Linked DNA regions of Homo sapiens: region 1 is linked to region 2. Evidence: chromatin contacts called from ENCODE Hi-C data. All regions are on one chromosome and are shown on one strand. Each heading gives the region's core, a stretch centred on a gene start or an enhancer-like site at or near the end of the contact. The rest is flanking DNA. Distances are from core to core; before and after follow the strand shown.

Region 1 (2,882 bases), core at 260-2,759, 4.4 Mb after region 2:
AATTGCTCCTCTCTGTACCAGCTTCTGTAACAAAGGCTCCAGCCTTAGTACATAAGCCGACAACTTTTCCTCATCCTTCTGGTAAGTGGTTAGATATTTGACCTGCAACTCCCTAGGATTATCTGTAACCCCAAATACCTCCTCAAGAGCCTGCAGACATTCATCGACAGTAATTAAAGGATTGTTTATCTTGAGGACACGAATAACATCAAGTGCTGGGCCTCGAAGGCTCTCTAGCAATCGCCTTCTCTTCTCTACATCTGGCACCTGCCACGCCTTTATCATCTGAGTAGTATGAAACATCCAGCGTCCAAATTCTTCTTCTCCTGGTTCTGGAGACTCCCTGCCCGAGAACACTCTCAGCTTTTTATACTTCAAGCATTGCAGGGCAGGCTGAAGAGCCTCTAATGCCTGTGCCAACATAGGGGCCCACATTTCCGGGATCATGCCCTGCTCTGGGTCTAAGGAGCCATTTTCATGTCCAAGAGCTCTGCTCAACTCACCCACTGTCATGCCCTCTCCCGCTAAAAATTCATTTAATCTGCTTAAAAATGTATTATCTGGGTCAGGGGGCTTAAAGATCACTCTCCAGATACCCCCTTTTCCCGGTATCTCCTTAGGGACCAGGGCGTGACTAGTCTCCGCAGTAAGCCCTACTAAGGCTACTTTCCTGTTCTCATCCCTCCTGAACATCCTTCCAAGCAGTCTGTACTCCCCCAAGGGAGCTAAACCAGCCTGCAGAGCCTCCTCGATTTCTGCCACACTGCAGCTCTGGGAGATGCCGGCAATCAATAGCGCTTTCCGAGGGTTCATGTCCATCCCCCTGCACCAGTCTTCTAAAAGCCTCAAAGTCATGGTGCCCGAAATAATAGACTTAAGTTCTAAATATGCCAGACCACAGGCGACCACCGAAATTCAAAGTAATCCTCCGCGGTACCCCAGAGAAATCTTGTCAACGTGCCGAGGTCCAGCAGCCTGCAAGACAGAGCAGACAGGTTAGCTAAAGGTGCCAACGTCCAGGGCAAGCGTGCAGGCCCCAAGCCCCGCGCGCCCTGCCCCCAGCGGCGACGCCAGGGCAGCCGCACTGCGGCGCGCGCCCCTCACCCCTCCCAGCCCTGGTGCCTGGCGGATGTCGGGCCTGCAGGGCCGCGTCGGGCCCGCTTCCACTCACCGTGATCTAGTGCTCGTGCCCGCGTCCGTGCGCCGGCGGCCAAGGTGCCTGGCCGGGCCCCGACGAGGCGCGGGAGGGCAGGCTCCCCTAGGCTCTGACGGACACTCGGGGGCCACAGCGACCGATGCCGGTACTCCAGGTGCCTGTGGTACTGTCTGCAACGAGAAGTGATGGGGCGATGACAGTCGCGAGCGGGCACCAGGGGGCAAGGCTGAGGAGCGCTGAGTCGCCAGACCCAGAGAGCCACCCACCTGGAGGGACGTGCCGCCACCCGCGCCGCCGGAGCTCCGGCTCCAGCCCGGATTCCACCTGTTTTGGTCTCGCTCGGGGAAGCTGCGCGGCGGGCGGGGGCGATCTGACGTCATGAGGGGCGGGCCTCGGGGGCGGGGCGCGCGCGCTTCCGGCCCGAGCCGGAAGCTCCGACTGCGGCGGCATCCGGGACGGCGGGCGGGCTGGCCACCACGGGACAGGAAGGTGAGATCCGGGACCTCAGCTTTGCAAGCAGGCTCCGCCGGCGACCGCTGACGGGCGCTGGGCTCGCGGCGCTGCAAGGCGGCGAGGCCCGGGCCTGGCGCCGCCTGCGCAGCCTTGGTCGCGGCGTGCCGGCGCTGCAGCGCGGCAGGGGGCGGGGCCGGCCGCCCGGAGGCCCAAGTGGCGGGGACGCCTCCCTGCCGGGTCAGGTTCTCAGAGCGGGTCTCCGGCGGCGGCGACGGGGGCCGGGCCGCGCGTGACCCGCCGCAGTCACGCCGTTCTTAATCACTAGTAGCTGGTGCTCCAGGCTGGCGGCGCTCACCTTTCTCCTAGCCGGGTGACCCAGGGGATTTATTTTATGTTGGCTTTCTCTGAAATGCCAAAGCCACCCGATTATTCAGAGCTGAGTGACTCTTTAACGCTTGCCGTGGGAACAGGAAGATTTTCGGGACCATTGTAAGTGCTTAGGAGTTACTGTCTTAACTTGGGGGCTTGACTTGTAGCACCCCGCGTTCACGTCTGAAGCAGTACTGTTATGCCAGAAAGTGTTTCACCTGTCAAAGTGAAATGTGCTGTGAGAAACTAGTTTAATTCCAGTTTCTGGAGGGCGGGTATTATGGACCTGTTTAAGTAGGATGCAGTGATTTATTCTGAGGGATTCCCGTTAAAAAGCAGAACTCAGTATATACTGAAATCAATGGTTTTTTGTTTTTTTGTGTGTGTTGTTTTACTTGATTGTAAGTATTACACAAAACAACCTGTAAGTTTTACATTTCTTAATAGGTGTTTAATTTAATTATTTTAAATCTTAAGTGTGTTAGTGGGATATTTTAGAATTCTTTTTTTTTTTTTTTAATTAGACAGAGTCTCGCTCTGTCGCCCAGGCTGGAGTGCAGTGGCGTGATCTCGGCTCTCTGCAAGCTCTGCCTCCTGGGTTCACGCCATTCTCCTGCCTCAGCCTCCCGAGTAGCTGGGACTACAGGTGCCCGCCACCACGCCCGGCTATTTTTTTTGTATTTTTAGTAGAGACGGGATTTCACCATGTTAGCCAGGATGGTCTCTATCACCTGACCTCGTGATCCACCCGCCTCAGCCTCCCAAAGTGCTGGGATTACAGGCGCGAGCCACCGCGCCCGGCCTAGAATTCTTGGAGATAAAGCAAGTACATTTGGAGTAGTTGCCGTGACAGCATTACTAGACCCTAATTGTATTTTCTTTTTTAATTTGAAGGCACAGAGCA
Region 2 (2,961 bases), core at 162-2,661:
CTCTGGGACCAACTTTGAGTTATTGTCCAAGGAAGACTAAAAATAGCCCCCCAATAGCGATTTAATTTTAAGAAAATACAAAAGTAGCTTATTTAGGAGTATTTTAATGAAGATGAAGAGAACTGGAAATCAGTGAAGTTTTCAGCAGCCTCTTCAGATAAGACCTACCTTAAATTGCCTTCAGGTGTGCACATTTTAACATCCAGTGAATTGCCTGGAGGTTGCCTGGGGTTTCTGCTGATTATAGCAGGCGGTGAAACCTGAACTAATAATTACGGCCAGGAGGTGAGAGCCCTTCAGGACGCCACCCTGGGCGCGCTCCCCGGGAGCAGCCCACCGCTTGCTGTGCTTCCATCAGTCCTTTATTAGGTAAAGGGTTTCCCCCCACCCCGGGTGCTTTAAGAATGCGTTTAATAAGAAATTTCTCACAGGATCTAACGGAATAAAGTGCCACCAAAATAACCTTTTCGCAGTTTTCGTAATTGTGATGGAGTGGGAAAGGGGACAAAGCCGTCAAACCGGGTGCCCGGTGGATCCGCGGACCTGATCTTCCTGCACGGACCCGAGAGAGAGTCCCTAGACGAGGAAGAGGGGAAAGGCATTTGTAGGGTGTTAACTGGTGGACTCGGGACCAGAGAGACAGCTGCGGATTCCCCTCGGGGTGATGCTCCGTGCAGGAGCGGTCACGGCGTCCAGAGGAACCCGCGGGTGCAAACTCCGGGAGCGGCTTGCAGGGTGACGGCGGCGGCCCCCGCTCCCCGGTACCTGATGATGTCGTCGCTGTGGCCCCGGTAGAACTTCTGCCTGTGCTCCCGCGGGCTGTACACCACGCCGACCCCCGCCACGAAGTATACGATCTCCTTGGCCGCAGTGTAGTAGAGGTTGTTGCGGCACTGGTGGCCCCGGTAGCCGTACACCCACTCGAGCCGCAGGTGGCAGCTCGGGGCGCTCCGGGCCGCCATGTCGGGGCGCCCACCCGCCGCTCCCGCTCGGGCCCGCGGCGGCGACGGGAGGCGGCGGCGGCCCGGCAACGAAAGCCCTCCCGCTGGCTGCCGGGACTTCCCGCCAGCCGCGTCCTCTAAGCCGCGCCCGTCAGGTGCATCTCGTTTCGGGGGCCGCCGCCGCCTCAGCCCACAGGCGGGAGGAAAACCCTCGCCTCGCGGAACATGCTGAGGGCCGCGAGCGCCGCCGGCTGTCAAGTGGATGCCCAGAGCCCTTCGCCCGCCTCGGCTCGCCTAGTCTCCTCAGCCCGTAGCGCCTGGGCCGAGAGCGAGGGCCCGCCTCCAGCTCCTCAGCCGCCGCCCGCGCACGCAGCTCCCAGCCCCGGTCACCTGCGGCGCTCGCGCCCCGCCGCGGCTTTGTAGCCACAGCCTGGCGGACCCGCGCCGCGCACCCCGAAACCGAGCGAGCCGAGCCGAGCCGAGCCGAGCGGCGGGCGCGCGGCCTTGCGTGGCCCCGCCCCCTCCCGCGCTCACTCCGCCCCTCCCGGAGCCGAGAAGAGGCTGGAGTTCGCGGGGCCACGGTCTAGTTGCGGAGTCGCTGGGACCGCGTCTCTGCAAGTGCGCGGGCCGGTGAGCCCTCCCTCGTTGAGCTGCTTAAGCCCAGGCGGACCCTCGGCGACCCCGGGCTCCCGCTGCTTTGCGTCCTCAACCGGGAAGCACCTGCCGGTTCCGCACGGTCCCTGCACCCAGCGTAGGCCACGTTTTTGCCTGGGAAAATCCACACCGGGATGCTAAATTCTCTTTTTTACGCTTGATACCTTGTGTGTCTTGCTGCCTTATAGTGCTTTCGGACCCAGACATTGGAATGATGCCGAGCTTCCTAAATGTGCTTTTAAATTATTATTTTTAGAAACAGAGCCTCGCTCTGTCGCCCAGGCTGGAGTGGAGTGGCGCAGTCTCAGCTCACTGTAGCCTCCAACTCCTGGGCTCCAGCGATCCTCCCGCCTCAGTCTCCGGAGTAGTAAGGAGTACAGTTGCGTACCACTATGCCCGGCAAATGTTTTGCTTTGTTTTTAAGTTTATTTTGTAGAGGCGGGGGTCTTGCTGTGTTGCCCAGGCTGGTCTCCACCTCCTGACCTTCAGCAGTTCTTCTGCCTCAGGCCTCCCAAAGCGCTGGGATTACAGGCCCAATCCACTGCTCCTGGTCCTAAGTGTATGTTTTCTTAAGTGACCGCAAAGCTGAAGGTAGACTTTAGATGGTAAACTGACATGTGAGATCTGATTTCCGAATAGCAAAAAAAAAAAAAATTGTACTTCGATTTTTTTAAAAATGACTGGGACATCACCAACAGTTACTCTTAATTAAATAAATTCAATTGTGATCCTGTAGAAAACTCCTGTAATAAAAGTATTGGGAACAATCAATTCCTGACTATGTCATTTCCCCTCCTACTCAGTTGTGTCCTCTTCTCACAGGAATATGAACAAGATTTATCAATACCTCTAAAAATAATTGGAAATCCACAATTTAAAAAGTGTTAAGTTCAGGATGGCCACAAGATTTACAACAAAAAAATACTAATTCAGGATATACCAATATGAACCCTTATTGTCTAAAAATTACTGTTTGATTTCCATAGGAAATACCAAGACAGAAATCTGACAAAAGCTAAAATAAACTACCATCGTTTCAAGAAATATGACTCCAAAAGGGGTTGACTCCTGTGTGGTACAGATATATTGGAATAGATGTTATCCAATGTCTACTTCCTCAAAGATGCCAGTTACTAACTTGAGACAGGATTACCGTTTCGTCTTTGATTATGACTTCTAATCTGCAAGCAGTTTACATGCAGGAAATAAAGGCCATCTGAAAGGAATTTACATAGATGTCATGAAAAGTAAACTCTGAAAGAGTTTCCATTCTGGGCAGAATCTGAAAAAGAGGAATAGCTTTCTGGCAGCTGCTGCAAATAAACAAAGAAATCAGGCCTGAGAAGTGGCTCTAAGGCCCATGTAG

What was found. A loop is a pair of places that touch in the nucleus more often than their neighbours do. Pooled maps may share reads with other maps.
Region 1: a loop to region 2 is called in a map of CD8-positive, alpha-beta T cell, with 14 times the contacts of the local background. The contact joins the promoter of MOAP1 here to the promoter of EML5 in region 2. A Hi-C loop is called at or near these places in 2 of 168 maps with a recorded cell type or tissue (CD4-positive, alpha-beta memory T cell and CD8-positive, alpha-beta T cell) and 5 of 50 pooled maps.

The regions. Positions count from the first base shown.
Region 1 is chr14:93,183,388-93,186,269 of GRCh38, forward strand. MOAP1 (modulator of apoptosis 1) reads right to left here and starts at 1,510. Exons shown (of 3, transcript NM_022151.5): 1 at 1,423-1,510; 2 at 1,172-1,326; 3 at 1-975. The coding sequence starts at 855. It overlaps LYSET (lysosomal enzyme trafficking factor), which reads left to right and starts at 1,930. Exons shown (of 2, transcript NM_001098621.4): 1 at 1,930-2,098; 2 at 2,873-2,882. The coding sequence starts at 2,019.
Region 2 is chr14:88,791,542-88,794,502 of GRCh38, forward strand. EML5 (EMAP like 5) reads right to left here and starts at 1,412. Exons shown (of 44, transcript NM_183387.3): 1 at 766-1,412. The coding sequence starts at 962. RefSeq lists silencers at 923-1,002, 1,193-1,552.